Regions from separate parts of the Homo sapiens genome. Here region 1 is linked to region 2. A link is a contact called in ENCODE POLR2A ChIA-PET data. All regions are on one chromosome and are shown on one strand. Each heading gives the region's core, a stretch centred on a gene start or an enhancer-like site at or near the end of the contact. The rest is flanking DNA. Distances are from core to core; before and after follow the strand shown.

Region 1 (7,267 bases), core at 2,193-4,692, 250 kb after region 2:
ACATGTGTGCACCACCACACAAAGCTAATTTTTATGTTTTTGTTTTTGTTGCTCAAGCTGGAGTGCAATGGCGTGATCTCGGCTCACCACAACCTCCACCTCCCAGGTTCAAGCAATTCTCCTGCCTCAGCCCCCAAGTAGCTGGGATTACAGGCATGCACCATTAGGCCCGGCTAATCTTGTATTTTTAGGTAGAGACAGGGTTTCTCCATGTTGGTCAGGCTGGTTGCAAACTCCCAACCTCAGGTGATCCCCCGCCTCGGCCTCCCAAAGTGCTGAGATTACAGGCATAAGCCACCGCGCCTGGCCGTCATTTTTGTGTTTTTTGTAGAGATGAGATCTTGCTATGTTGCCTGGGCTGGTCTAAACTCCTGGGCTCAATTGATCCTCCTGCCTTAGCCTCCCAAATCCTAGCTAATGCCTGCTAGGATTACAGGTGTGAGCCACCGCTCCTGGCTCCGCTGACTTCTTTTATGCCTCCATCTCTGGGGCTCATGAGATCCTCCCATCTTGGCCATCCGAGTACCTGAGTAGCTGAGACTATAGGCATGCGCCACCACGTCCAGCAATTTTTTTTTTTTTTTTTTTTTTTTTTTAGTAGAGATGAGGGCTCACTATGTTGCCCAGGCTGGTCTTGAACTCCTGAGCTCAATGCTAGTGAACTTTTATGACTTCTTTTATATTCAGTCTTCTTTTTGTGTGTTTTCAGGGAATGTGGCCATCTAAATTTCCAGCAGTATGTTCCTCTCCTCATTCTACCCACCCAAGACTCTGTGTCAAGGAGTCAGCGACCAATAAATAGTCATGAATATGCTGTGTTTGCCTCAGCATTAAAAGAAGGCTTCGGCTGGGCGCAGTGGCTCACGCCTGTAATCCCAGCACTTTAGGAGGCCGAGGTTGGGGGATCACCTGTGGTCAGGAATTCAAGACCAGCCCAGCCAACATGGTCAAACCTCGTCTCTACTAAAAATACAAAATCAGCCAGGCGTGGTGGTGGGCGCCTGTAATCCCAGCTATTTGGAAGGGGCTGAGGCAGAAGAATCACTTGAACCCAGGAGTCTGAGGTTGCCGTGAGCTGAGATCGCGCCACTGCACTCCAGCCTGGGCAACAAGAGTGAAACTCTGTCTTAAAAAAAAAAAAAGGCGGCTTCCTGGACATACAGTCACCCTTTAGTTTCATGTGGTGAGTTAGAGGAGGTGTTTATCAGCCACAGGCAGGATGCACTGGCTGATAGCATTAGGACAGTGACTCATTTAAAGGAATCTTTGGGAATCTCCTCAATGGAAAAAGCTTCCTCACCAAATCTTCCTGGCTTTGTACATTGGGATTTTGAAGTTTGGATTTTCTGCTCTCAAGGTAGCTCAAAGCAGCTACCCTGAGTCACCATGCCACCTCATTTACTAACAGGCTCTCATTCAACACCTGAGCTGTGCCTGGCATATGGGTACATGTTTAAGAAATATCTCTGACCACGTGTGGTGGCTCACGCCTGTAATCCCAGCACTTTGGGAGGCCGAGGCCGAGGCTGGTGGATTATTTGAGGTCAGGAGTTCAAGACCAGCTTGGCCAACATGGTAAAACCCCATCTCTACTAAAAATACAAAAACTGGCTAGGCGTGGTGGTGCACGCCTGTAATCACAGCTACTTGGGAGGCTGAGACAGGAGAATTGCTTGAACCTGGGAGGTGGAGCTTGCAGTGAGCTGAGATCGTGCCATTGCACTCCAGCCTGGGTGACAGAGCAAGACTTCATCTCAAAAAAAAAGAAAGAAATATCTCTTGGCCAGATGCAGTGGCACACACCTGTAATCCCAGCACTTTGGGGGACCAAGGTAAGAGGATTGCTTGAAGCCAGGAGTTAGAGAGCAGCCTGGGCAACATAGCAAGACCCCATTTCTACAGAAGACTCTACGGAGTATGACTCAGGGCACCTGTTTTCAGCTACTCTGCATGTGCCTATAGTCCTAGCTACTCAGAAGGCTGAGGTGGGAAGAGCCCTGAGCCCAGGAGTTCAAGGCTGCAGTGAGCTACGATCATGCCCCTGCACTCCAGCCTGGGTGACAGGTGAATTTTTCTTCTTGTCTCTAAAAAAAATAATAATAAACAATTTAAAATAATAAAAATAAAAAATGAATATCTCTTTAACCAAAGAGCGAATTCAGCACACTCACCGAGGATTTGCTTACATTGCAAGCCCTATAGCTACAGAGAAACTGAGCGTTGCAGATAAGATGAACCCACACATAACTAGACTAACAGGTAAATGAGGACCAGCATCCCAAGAAGCACAAATCCAAACAGTACCCATTTCCTGAACACCTGCACATGCTGTTCATGTTGCCTCCCAATAGTCCCCAAAGCTAAGTGCTGTCACCCCATATAACAGAGAGGTTAAATGACTAAGACCTCGGTACCAAAAAGTGGGGACACAGGATGAACCTCCAAAACATGCTAACTAAAAGAAGCCAAACGTAATATGGGTCCATTTATATGAAATGTCCAAAATACATAAATCCAGAGAACAGTTGCCAGGGGCTGGAGGGCAGGTTGGGAGGTGGTGACTGCTTCATGGGTGTGAGATTTTCTTGGGGGCTGATGGAAGTCTTTTGGAACTAGGTAGAGGTGCTTGCACAACATTGTAAATCAACTAGATGACACCAAATTGTTTACCTTTTATAAATCTCACCTCAATTAAAAAAACAATTGTCGGTCGGGTGCAGTGCTCACACCTGTAAACCCAGACTTCGGGAGGCCGAGGCAGGCAGATCACGAGGTCAGGAGATCGAGACCATCCTGGCTAATGCAGTGAAAACCTGTCTCTACTACAAATATAAAAAATTAGCCGGGCATGGTGGCACATGCCTGTAGTCCCAGCTATCGGGAGGCTGAGGCAGAAGGATCCCTTGAACCCAGGAGAGGGAGGTTGCAGTGAGCTGAGATCATGCCACTGCACTCCAGCCTGGGCAACACAGAGAGACTCAGCCTCAAAATAAAAAAAAAATAAAAAAAATAAATTTAAGTGGTGGGAAAGAAACCAAAAAAGAAATAAATGAATAAATAAATAAATAAATAAATACAAAAGGTGGAGGCCCTGGGTGGGGTTCAAGCCCAGACTGATCTGACCCACAGCTCCACTGAAGGCTGTTTCCAAAGAGGGAGGCATGCTCTCCAAGCCTGGCTCCGCCCCCATTAGACCCAAATGGGACCGGAGGCTCTCCTTACCCTCTACCCCCAGCTGGCCCAGGGCCTACCTCGAAGAGCCAAATGAGGAGCGTGACGACACCCATGGAGTTCATGAGGCTGCTGTAGTAGCTCAGCAGGGCAGCCCTGCAGCCACGCACCCACAGGTTGAGCTCCTCCGTCTGGTGGTCGTAACTGTAGTGTGCTGAGTTGTTGGTGATCTGATACTGGATGCAGGGCCGTGGCGAGCTAGGATTGCAGCAGCTGAAAGGGACGCCGTCCACCAGGTACCGCCCATCCACGTTGCTCTTGATTCGACTTAAAGGGAAACAGACAGCTGGAGATGGGCTTCCCGGGCTTCTCAACAGGGGCCACTTCCTCCCAACCCCTGCCTCTGGAAACCTAGAATAGTCATTCACTCGCACACTTGGTATATATTTGCTGTGCGCCCGCTACGTGCCAGTCACTGTTCTAGGCGCTGAAGACAAAAAAATGAATAAATGCCCCTGCCTTCCTCGACCTTGAGGTAGACGGTAATCCAAGACCCAAGTCAATAGGGAGTATAGAAATTCACCCAACCACTCTGTGCTGCCAGGCGCTTTCTTGGGGCCATGCCTGGTGCATAGGTGGGTAGGAGGAGCAGCAGGATGGGAGCTGTTGATGGACAAGCATCTGGCTGCCACTGGTGATGCCCACAGCTCCCTCACCAACCTCATCTCCCCCTTACAGGTCACTGGTGGCCAAGGCCCTTTCCAGCCAGGTGTTTCCAGAAGGCCTGCTCAGTCCCAGGGCCTGTGCAGAGGCAGGGGATGGAGACCCGAGGCAGGCACAGTCCTTGCCCTCGGAGGACTCCACCCCCAGCCAGGTGGGAGCTCCTGACTCACCTAAGGGACACAGCTGCAAGCAGGTTCTCCAGGCTGATGGGCGGGGCTCCCAGCATATCTTCTGCACTTCTATATTTTTGTGTGTATTTGTTTAGCGCTTACCATACATTCACACAGGTTCAGAATTCAAAAGGGATCTTTACAGTGAAAAGTCTCCCCTTCCCCTCAGGCAGGCTGGGTATGTTCTACCTGGCCTGGGGGTGATTACCCAGGTGTTTTATGGTCAAAACTCCCTGAGCTGCACACTTAAGATCCGTGCATTTGGCTGGGCATGGTGGCTCATGTCTGTAATCCCAGCACTTTGTAAGGCCGAGGCGGGAGCCCAGGAGTTCAAGGCAGCAGTGAGCTATGATCACACCACTGCTCTCAGCCTGGGCAACAGAACAAGACTTTCTCTAAAAAAAAAAAAAAAAAAAAAAAAAATATATATATATATATATATATATATATATATTTGTGCACTTGACTGGGTGCTTGTCATCTAAATAAAAAGTTGCAGCCAGGCGCGGTGGCTCACGCCTGTAATCCCAGCACTTTGGGAGACGAAGATGGGCAGATCTTCATCAAGGTCAAGAGATCGAGACCATCCTGGCCAATATGGTGAAACCCCGTCTCTACTAAAAATACAAAAATTATCTGGGCGTGGTGGCACGCGCCTGTAGTCCCAGCTACTCGGGAGGCTGAGGCACGAGAATCACTTGAACCCGGGAGGAAGAGGTTGCAGTGAGCCAAGATCACACCACTGCACTCCAGCCCGTACGATACAGTGAGACCCCGTCTCAAAAAAAAAAAAAAGAAAAAGTTGCATGTAGGCCAAGTGCAGTGGCTCACACCTGTAATCTCAGCACTTTGGGAGGCCCAGGTGGGCAGACGACCTGAGGTCAGGAGTTCAAGACCAGCCTGGGCAACATGGTGAAACCTCATCTCTACAATTAATAAAAATACAGGCCGGGCACGGTGGCTCAAGCCTGTAATCCCAGCACTTTGGGAGGCTGAGGCGGGTGGATCACGAGGTCAGGAGATCGAGACCATCCTGGCTAACACGGTGAAACCCCGTCTCTACTAAATATACAAAAAATTAGCTGGGCGTTGTGGCGGGCTCTTGTAGTCCCAGATACTCGGGAGGCTGAGGCAGGAGAATGGCGTGAACCCAGGGGGCGGAGCTTGCAGTGAGCCGAGATCACGCCATTGTACTCCAGCCTGGGCGACACAGTGAGACTCTGTCTCAAAAAAAATAAAAATAAAAAATAAAAAAATAAAAATAAAAATACAAAAAAATTAGCCAGGCGTTGTGGTGCATGCCTGTAGTCCCAGCTATTCGGGAGGCTGAGGCACGAGAATCACTTGAGCCCGAGACGCAGAGGTTGCAGTGAGCCGAGATCACGCCAGTGAGACTCTGTCTCAAAAAACAAAAAAAAAAGAAAGAAAGGAAAAAGAAAAAAAAATTGCACGCGAAGAATGCGTTACATAATAGACTTTTAGAACATAATAGAAAGCATAACTGTTTCCAATAGAGATTATTTTAAACAATGTTCATTGAATTGGTCACGAATCTCTTAAAAGATGTCCATCTTTTGCTTCTAAATAAAATCTCTTTAATATAAAATGCCTCTCACTCCTCATCTCTCAGCCTCCAGGTCCTGACCGCTATGGCCAGTTCCACCAGAGAGAGGCTTCATGCATGGACAAGCAAACATGTTTTCATTTTTCCTGTTCTTTTTTTATTACTGCAAATTAGAACATTATATACATACTGTCTTGAACCTTTCTTTTTTCCCTTAGCAATATCTTGGAGATCTTTTTTTTTTTTTTTTTGGCATGGATGGGGGATGGAGTCTTGCTCTGTCACCCAGGCTGGAGTGCAGTGGTGTGCCACCATGCCCAGCTAACTTTTGTATTTTCAGTAGAGATGGGGTTTTGTCATATTGGCCAGGCTGCTCTGGAACTCCTGATCTCGAGTGATCCACCTGCCTCAGCCTCCCAAAGTGCTGGGATTACAGGTATGAGCCACTGCGCTCGGCTGAGATATTTTCGTATCTGTCTGTGGAGTGTCCTGGATTTTTGTTTGTTAATGAGCTGCATGGTATTCCCATTGCGTGGATGGCACATGGGTCCTAGCCAGTTCCAGACTGATGGAAGTTTGGGTTTTTCCCAGTCTCTCGTTAATACAAACATGGACATCAGTCATTTTGCATATTGTGACTATATGGAGCAGGTAAATTCCTTGAAGATGGATCCTTGCATCAAAGGGTGATCTTGCCAGATACCTGCCATTTTTCTCCTCTGGTCTCTCCTGCTGGGGGCTGAGGTGGGGGCGCGGTTCACAAAGCCCAACCAGCCATGCTCAGGAGAACCTGTCCTCCACAGCCACATCCACACAGGTCAGACTTTTGATCTTTGCCAACCTAATCTTTGAAAAACAGTATCTCAGAGTTGTTTTCATTTCCATTTTTCTCATTATGAGTGAAGTTGAGCGTCTTTTGGTGTGCTCAAGGGCCACTGGTGGTTCCATTTCCATGAACCATGTTGACTTCCGCCTATTATGATTAAGACTTTCTAGAAGGGCTGCATGAGGTGGCCTGGGTCATGGCAACCATGTTTCCACACGCCCTGTAATCCCTGCCCTCTACTTCGTGGGCAGAACACACTGCCCAGAGACCACATGGCCCTGGGTGGCATGGGCAGCACAGATCGGTGACAAGAGCCGGACAGCCTGGGTTTACTCCTGGCTCGCCCACATGCCAGCTCCATCCCTCTGGACAAGTTCCTTAACCTCTCCCTGCCTCTGCTTCCTTATATTTGAAACAAAGGATTACATGAAGTGATACATGTAAGAGTGCTTGAAGAGTGCTGGTATTAATACATAGTAGCCATGCGCTGTGAGCAAAAGCCACCTCACTGGGCAGGTGGCCGAGCAAGAGCCATCAGGGGTGGTACTCTGAGCACCTGGGAGCTGACATCAGGTTGTAAGAACAGAGCCCACCACGCCATATCATATCATGGGAGAGCCCTCCCTGGGGAGTTGGCCGTGCAGGTTCTACCAGCTGTGGCAAAGAAGCTGTCAGCTCCTTGAGGGCAGGATCGTGCGGGCCACCCTCCATGGTGGGCCTGACACGGAGCACCTGCCCGCTGGCACTGCCTGCCCACCACTCAAAGCCCCACTCCAGCCATGTGCGTGGGGAAGGCAGAAACTGTGTCTTGCT
Region 2 (7,371 bases), core at 3,111-5,610:
TCCCTCAGCCACACAGTTTTATGAGGTCGGAAATAAAATGAGCTGAATTCAACCGCCTTTAGAGCAGGACCATGAGCACCATTTATACCGCCTGGGGTATAAGCCACTTGCCTAGATCCTTACTTTTCTTTTTTGTTGTTGTTGTTTTTGTTTTTTTGAGACAGAGTCTCGCTCTGTCACCCAGGCTGGAGTGCAATGGCATGATCTCGGCTCACTGCAACCTCTGCCTCCCAGGTTCAAGCACTTCTCATGCCTCATCCTCCCAAGTAACTGGGATTACAGACCCCCACCATCATGCCCAGCTAATTTTTGTATTTTTGTAGAGACGGGGTTTCACCATGTTGGCCAGGCTGGTCTTGAACTCCTGACCTCAGGTGATCCGCCTGCCTCGGCCTCCCAAAGTGCTGGGATTACAGGCATGAGCCACCGCGCCCAGCCCTAAATCCTTACTTTTCATGGCAATGTCCAAAGTCAATAAAAACATCAAGAGCTTCTCCCAAAAATGCCCATAGTGAAATACAGAGAATCCTGGTGATAAAAATGATACTATATCATTATTATGAACCTTATCACAAATATTCAGCCAAATCCCAATTACCCACAGAAAGCAGGCAAAGCCACACTGGGCTTTCTGGTCTCCAGTTTCTCCCCAAAGCTATCTCCTCCTGCTGCCTGGGAATAAGAGCTTGGTTAACCTTAGACTTGACCAAGGATTAGACAAGTTAACCAACTGGCTGGAGAAGAAACTTCTAAGATGAACAGAAATTATTTTTGGTACCTAGGATATGTACATGCTGCACTCTCTGTTAGTGCATAGAATTGAGAATTTTTTGTCCAAGACACTGGCAGACATTTATTCATAAGTATTTCCTTGTGTTTGATGGTCAAGATCACCAGGCCACTCAAGAGACCTTTCTGGAATACCAAGGATCAAATCCACTTTCTCCATGAGAAGACAAAAACAGAAGTTAATCAGCTCACCCAAGTCCATGAAGCAATTGGCCGTTGGCTCAGGAAGAGACTGTCAAGACCTCTGGAGACCTCGCTTACAAGACACAGAATTTCAGAGCCGGAAGGGAACTCACGGATCAAACCACGCACTTTTAAGATAAAAAATCCAAAGCCCAGAAATGGCTAGAAATTGGTACCTTCCCCACCTTTCTTTCCAGTGATGTTTCCCCTAGCCTTGAGCATCAAACTACTTTAAGTTCTTTGTCACTTTACCAATACTGTAAACTTAAGCCAACTATTGAACACAAGACAATTTTAACACTTCCTGGCTAATCAGCTTCACAGAGAATCCTTACATTTGTCAAAAAAATAACGCTTTCGGTTATTATAACCAACCCACCCATTAAAGAAGGAGAAAAAGAAAATCATAAACAAGCTTTATTTTTTGTGACCACACATTTTATTATACAAGCAGCAAAGAACACTGCAGTCTGTCTCCTCTTTTACACTTTAAGTTCCTAACTCAACAAAAACCACAGGCCCAAGCCGGTTATAGGAGGCAAAACTGAGTACTTTCCACACAGTTCATAGAACAACTGTTTTCACAGCAAGCTCACATAAATGCTATGTGATAATAACACATGCCTGCTATGTGGAAGCCTGCTTACCAAGCTGTGAAAAGACCCATGTTTACTATGGAACCTGCAAAATTAATCTTCTCATACAGCAGAAGGGAAATGCTCTTTTTGGGATGTCAAGCTGGCTTCTAAACAATCCTTTGGCGAAAATGGACATGCCTAAAAGGGCGGAGCCCAGAGAGGTGTGTCACTCCGGGTATCAATTCCTATAAATCAGATCCTGACAATCACCACAATATTTTAAAAAGAACGAATTATGATTCATGGGCCTTCAAGCCTTTATTACCGCAAGAACATTCTCGGTAGAAGAGGAAAAAAAAAAAAAACTACTGTGACTTGATTAATGGCCAAAGCAAGACAATAAAATAAATCTCATAAATATAAGGAAAAAAACCTGAATGACTGCTCTTGGCTCTGAGGCTAGGCATGTAAATAATTCCACCCTGGAATGAACATACATAAAGATTTTGTTTACCCTCCCAGCAAATACAACAACCAGACTCAGATTTTCATCAGGTAAAAATAATAGCTAATTTGCTTAACTAATGCCTAGTTAGGAACATTTGATAAGCAGCAATAATATTTAATTCCCAACTAACTCAACTCTCAAACTGCCAAATATCAACCCTCAATCTGGAAATCTGACGACAGTTAGGAAAGAAAAAAAGCACTCTCCATCAGCAATGTGTAGCGAGTTTTTTAAAACCCATTTTTCTCGACCCTGCTAGAACAGAGCCTGTCTACAGAATTGCAGAAAGCTTAACCAACCTCAGTTAACCCCACTGCCTAGTGGCTACTCCCTAACCCTACTAAACGTCTCCGGGTTGGACCCGAGATGCTAAAATTATCCTAGCAAAGTTAAAACTCCCAGCATCATCAAGGTAGCTGACAGCTAAGACCTACAACTCTTCTGCAGAAACCAGTAGGCTGAGGACCAAGAAAACAGAGGCAAGGAGAGGCAAAGGCTGCTGGTTAACTAGTTAAGCACTGAGGACTCCTGCTGTTATCCTCTCCAGTCAGTGAGCATCAACACCACACTTCCTATCGCCAAACTCCTTTCTTAAAAGGGTCAGTGATGCAGAAGGTGGGTGCTAACTGGGACAACTTAAAACTCCCCTTCTTAAAACTCTCCTCAATGACCTGCTGAAAAGTGCACCTGGACCGGTTTTCAGGAGATATTTTTTAATGAACTCTTTAGCCACTACAGGGGCGGTCATTCCTAAGCACGACTTCCACGCACTCACAAGACAGCCCAGGCCATGCTGAATTGAAGCCATCCCCTTCAGTACTGGCACTTGCCAAAGCTGCGTCTAGTCTGGGGAAGAGTTTCCACAAAGCTGGCTCTAACAGGCCGGTAGAAGACACACGGAGGAACCAGAAAGCGTTTTCTTGTAACCTAAGGATGGCAGGCGCACATGCTCCAGTCCAGTGCTGGCCAGAGGCTGCCTGCCAGGTGCTCTCGGCCTCCGCTGGTGAAGGAGTGGTTTGGTTGGTTTTTAATATCTGTTTCTTAAGACCACCGGCAGTAACTTCCCAGTCTCCCAAACTGAAGTTGGGGAGTGAAGGAACAGGTTTACCCCCTTACACATTTCTCCCATCTGGGTGGCCACACTAACTTCTGGGGAGTACCCAGCCCCCACAGAGCCCGCAGGCGCGTATACATACACATATGTATCATGTCAAAAACCCCAAAAGGCAGAGTCCTGCGGTTTCTTAGCTGGAGAATGAAGCCTTTATAACATCACAACCTCAAATGCAAGCCCACCATCACTACCTTTAAGCCAGGGTTGCCAATTATAGCGCCCACCTCATCCCTCCCCCTTTGCTGGGATGCTGTGCAGCCCGGAGAGGGAAGAAGGGAAGAAGGGAGAAGGCCTGCTTGCATAGTGAAAGTAAAGGGGGGGGAGACTTCTCCTTCTGTCTCCCCACTCTTCCCTCCCCACTTCGCCCCACCCCCGTCTTCTCGAGGAGCATCCCCAAACTAATTTTTTAAAAATGAAACTTAATAAGCTTCTTGCCTACCTTGGCTGTTTCTGCAACAAGTGCATGGGCAATCCGACGAGAAGACCAGTATCCGCTTGGGGGGTGAGATGGGGGGCGAGCAGAGCTGATGGAGTAATTTCAATATTAATTTATGTCAGCCGCCTTCTCTCAGCGCTACTCACTTACTGTACTGCCCTCAGCCTGTAAACAAATATCGCTCCGCCAGGAAACATACTCCCCAGATGCAAGCCCCTCTCCCCAGCAGGGAACCTGGCCCCTCGTCCCCCCGACAAGAGTGTGCTCCCCCACCCAGGGTAGGAAGCTTTGGGTTTCCAAAGCACCAACCCACCACCTCCTCCACCACCCCAGCAAGAAACTTACTCGGTCCGTCTACGCCTCCACCCTCCCTTCAGGAAATCTACTCTCCATATGCATTCAGCCTCCCCGCAGGAAATCTGCTCCCCCCTCCCCCCTTCTATATACATGCACCCCTCCCTCTCCTCCTCCCCATGCGCCCTCCCCGGCCAGAAACTTACTAGTGAGCAAGCGTGCAGGCTCTCCTGATGCTGGAAACTTACTCCCAGATATAGCGCCCGCCAGCCCCCTTTCCCAGCCCTGCTCCCCTTCCTGCCCTCCGCCGCAAGCAACTCCAAACTCTCCGCATCCAGCCGTTCTCCCTCCCCAGTGGAAATTTGCAGCGCCGGGCTGCGCGCGTGCATCCACCCTCCCCTTCAGGAAACTTACTCCCCATCTGCATGCACCGCCTCTCAGCCATCGCTTAGAGGGAAGGGGGTGTGCTGGGGAGACAGAAATACATATGTATCTCTCGCCCCTCCCCCGGTCGCAGCCCACTCGGGGCCGAGCCGCGGTAACCTGGCCTTACCTTTGCATTGCTCCCCATCCTCGCCCCCTCCCTTAACCCTCCTTATCCGCTCCCCGGTACCCCCCTTTTTTCACCCATTACCCACCCCTAGCAACCGTTCCCAAGCTCCTCTCGGCCTTTTTTTTTTTTTTAAATCCAGGATGCAAATTCCTCCCTTGTCAGCAAATCGACTGTCAAATTATTTTCTTGCAAAAGGAGAAAGGCGGGGTGGGGGGGGGGAGCAGGAGCAAAAAGAGGGGGAGGGCGGGGGAAGGGAGGGGGAAGGGAGGGAGAGGGACCGAGGAGGGGAGATATCCCTCCGCAGAGCTGGGTCTGGCCGCGGGCGGGGAAGCAGGAAGTAAGGTGTCCAGCGCCGCGACCGGCTGGTCGTCCGCCTCGGCCCCCGCCCGCGTCCCCTTTCCCCCGGGGCGCAGCGCTACGGCGGGCGCGGGCCGCCCGGCGCATTGTTCGCAGCCTTCGCGGCGGTGCGCTGCTGACTTTATTTGTGCGCTTTGCGTGTGCGTGAGGTTGCACCTTTTGTAGGCTGGCGAGTCTCTGGACGAGGATGGGACGGGGGACACGGGCCCAGTTGCGGCCCTGCGCGAGCGGGACCTGTCAGCCCTGAGGTGCAGCGGACCCTCCGGCATGGCCGGAAAATCGAGGCCGGGGAGAAGGCAGCGTGGCCGGGAAGCTGCCGCCTTAAACCCGGACCAGTGCAGGATTGCTTCCTGCGTAGCCGTCCCGGTTATTGTAACACGCTTTGCAAGCTAACGACTGGGGTTTGTGAGGGGGTTTGTTTATTTTTCTAAGTGTTTGCAAAGATGCCGAGGTCGAGGCGGGCTGCGAGGAGACGGTCCGCGCCTACCCCCACCGCACCCTGGCCTCGGTGGGGCTGGGAGAGGGCTGGGGCTCCGGAGAAGGGGCTGGAGGTTCGCGAAGCGCGCGTCTCCATCCCTCCGCCCCGATGGGGGCGGGGAAGGGGTGCAGTAGACCGCGCTGGAAGAGCAGCTCTCTGGGGAGGGGTCTCCCTTGCCGCGGCAGGCGCAGCAGGCCGGGGAGGGGGGTTGCCTAGGAGAGGGGCCGGGCGGCGGAGGGGAGGGGAGGAGAGGGGGCGCGGGTGCAGCCGCCGCGCGCGCTCGCCCCTCCTCGCGCGCCATGACTGTGGAACGTGGTGCCGGGGAGGAGGGACGGCCACCGGGGGCCGCCCGGGGCTGCTCGGCATTGGTGCGGAAACCCGAGCCCGGAGTCGCTCCCTCGCGCTGTCTCCTCCTCCTCCTCTGCGGGGGAAACCGCTGCACCCAAACCGGGAGCAGCTGCGAGCAGGGGGCAGGGCGCGGGCTGAAAGGCGAGCCGAAGGTTCAAACCTCCGCGGCGCGGGCGGGGGCGGAGGGCAACAGCAGGACGGCCCCCAGGTCCCGAGAAGGCGTGGCAGTGGTCGGCCCAGGTGTCAGGGAACCTGGCCTGAGACCCCTGCATTTCCAAGCTTCTTTCCTGGTCAGAGGAAACGTGAACCAAAGGTAGTTCAGCTAAACAGACCACCTCGAGCCGGGTTCGAGGCATCTGTCTCGAGGGCAAGACAGTATTTTTTGCACGACAGAAAGTTACACCATCCATTTTTTTCCGTGGGGGAAATCATTGCGCCCCTTCCCCCAAAATGTCGCGCAAGAAGAATGACCTCCCGCTACCCAGACCTTCGCCAGTGTCCCCCACCCCACCCCCACCCGGGCGCTGGGTGTGGATTGGGCGGAGGGAGGCTATATGGGAGCTTAAAGCATGAGGTCATGAGCGGAGGAGACTGCTGCCAAAAGCACCCGAGGTTTTTGTGTTTTTTGAGGGGTAACGGTTCTCCATCTTCAGCAGTGGAAAGTCCTCCCGCCTACCCTACCAATTCTGGGGCACGTGGACCACAGAGTCCCTGAAAAGAGGAGGGGACCCGGGCTATTTCGCTTAATGAGCGTTTGGCGCGTGCCCAGCCCTTTATGGAGCCCTTCCACATAAGCAAAGAAAGCCGAGGGACAGCGCACAGTGTTGCGGCGACTGGGAAAGGCTTCAGATGCTCGATGTCCCCCGCCCTCTTTCCTCAGTCCTCGGTCATCTTCCAAGTGGGCTGCTTTCTGCGATAGCTTCCTGTCCCCCTCCGACCCATTCCTCCCAAGCGACTAAAACTCCTAATGACATTATTTTAAAGCCTTCAAAACCCTCTTCCATTGCCCTTAGAATAAAGCCAAGTTGTGATTTCGCCTCTACAGACCTCTCTACCCGCCCAGCTCTTCCTCGGATATTGTAAGCCCCGTCAAGCTTTCTTTGTTCAAGGGGTGGAGGAGGGGGCGCCTAACCTTTCCCCTTCCACCTCTTCTTACTAACTCCTGCTGGACCTTCAAGATTTGACTCAACTGTCAGTAACTTCAAGATGCCTTCCTGAGGGTACACCCAGGTCTCTACCTCAGGGGAAAAGACCTACCCTAGGTCTCCTGGCAGCAGCGCTGTGGCCGGAGTTGGCCCCAGTGGCGGCCTTTTTCCAAGCGGAGGAGGAACAGCCAAGCTAAGCTTGACCACCGTCACCGCCCAGGGACCTGAGCGGGAGCTGGCTAGGACAAAACCTCAAAACGGGACTTGGGAAAACCGCACCACCCAGAAAACTCAGCCCCTCCACCTCCCTCCCAGCACACACACACACCCTCTTAATCTAAAACTCCTCCCCGGGGCAGATAAGGAACCTATTCGGAGAGTTAAGTTAATTGCCCCAGGTCAATGTGGAAATTCACAGCCTGTCTTTCCAGCTCCTAAACCAGAAGCTGCAGAGAAGGAAGGATTTGGGATTTGCGGCTACACAGCCAAGGACGCTTTTGTCATCTTCAAAGGACCCCCTACACCCTACACGCTTGGCCCGCTCTGTTCATTGCCAACAGAGTGATGGTAATGCCAGATGGTTAGCTC

The links. ChIA-PET counts read pairs that join two places held with the same protein, here RNA polymerase II (POLR2A).
Region 1: POLR2A ChIA-PET joins it to region 2 with 11 read pairs in WTC11. The contact joins the enhancer-like site here to the promoter of TRERF1 in region 2. POLR2A ChIA-PET finds 5 or more read pairs at or near these places in 4 of 52 experiments (A673, HEK293, WTC11 and 1 more).

Annotation. Positions count from the first base shown.
Region 1 is chr6:42,701,114-42,708,380 of GRCh38, forward strand. It overlaps PRPH2 (peripherin 2), which reads right to left. Exons shown (of 3, transcript NM_000322.5): 2 at 3,252-3,498. Among named protein-coding and RNA genes, the nearest start is that of PRPH2, 18 kb to the right of the region's middle. RefSeq lists a silencer at 2,145-2,345. Within about 2 kb of position 3,443, at least 4 of the 41 ENCODE cell types and tissues checked have a DNase peak (open chromatin) inside an H3K27ac peak, as active enhancers do.
Region 2 is chr6:42,447,566-42,454,936 of GRCh38, forward strand. It overlaps TRERF1 (transcriptional regulating factor 1), which reads right to left and starts at 4,361. Exons shown (of 18, transcript NM_001395490.1): 1 at 4,109-4,361; 2 at 3,612-3,696. It overlaps LOC124900214 (arf-GAP with GTPase, ANK repeat and PH domain-containing protein 2-like), which reads left to right and starts at 4,795. Exons shown (of 4, transcript XM_047419627.1): 1 at 4,795-6,717; 2 at 7,215-7,350. The coding sequence starts at 5,256. The coding sequence ends at 6,353. It overlaps LOC107986596 (a long non-coding RNA gene), which reads left to right and starts at 4,795. Exons shown (of 5, transcript NR_171668.1): 1 at 4,795-5,060; 2 at 6,652-6,717; 3 at 7,215-7,350. RefSeq lists silencers at 4,826-4,905, 5,376-5,815.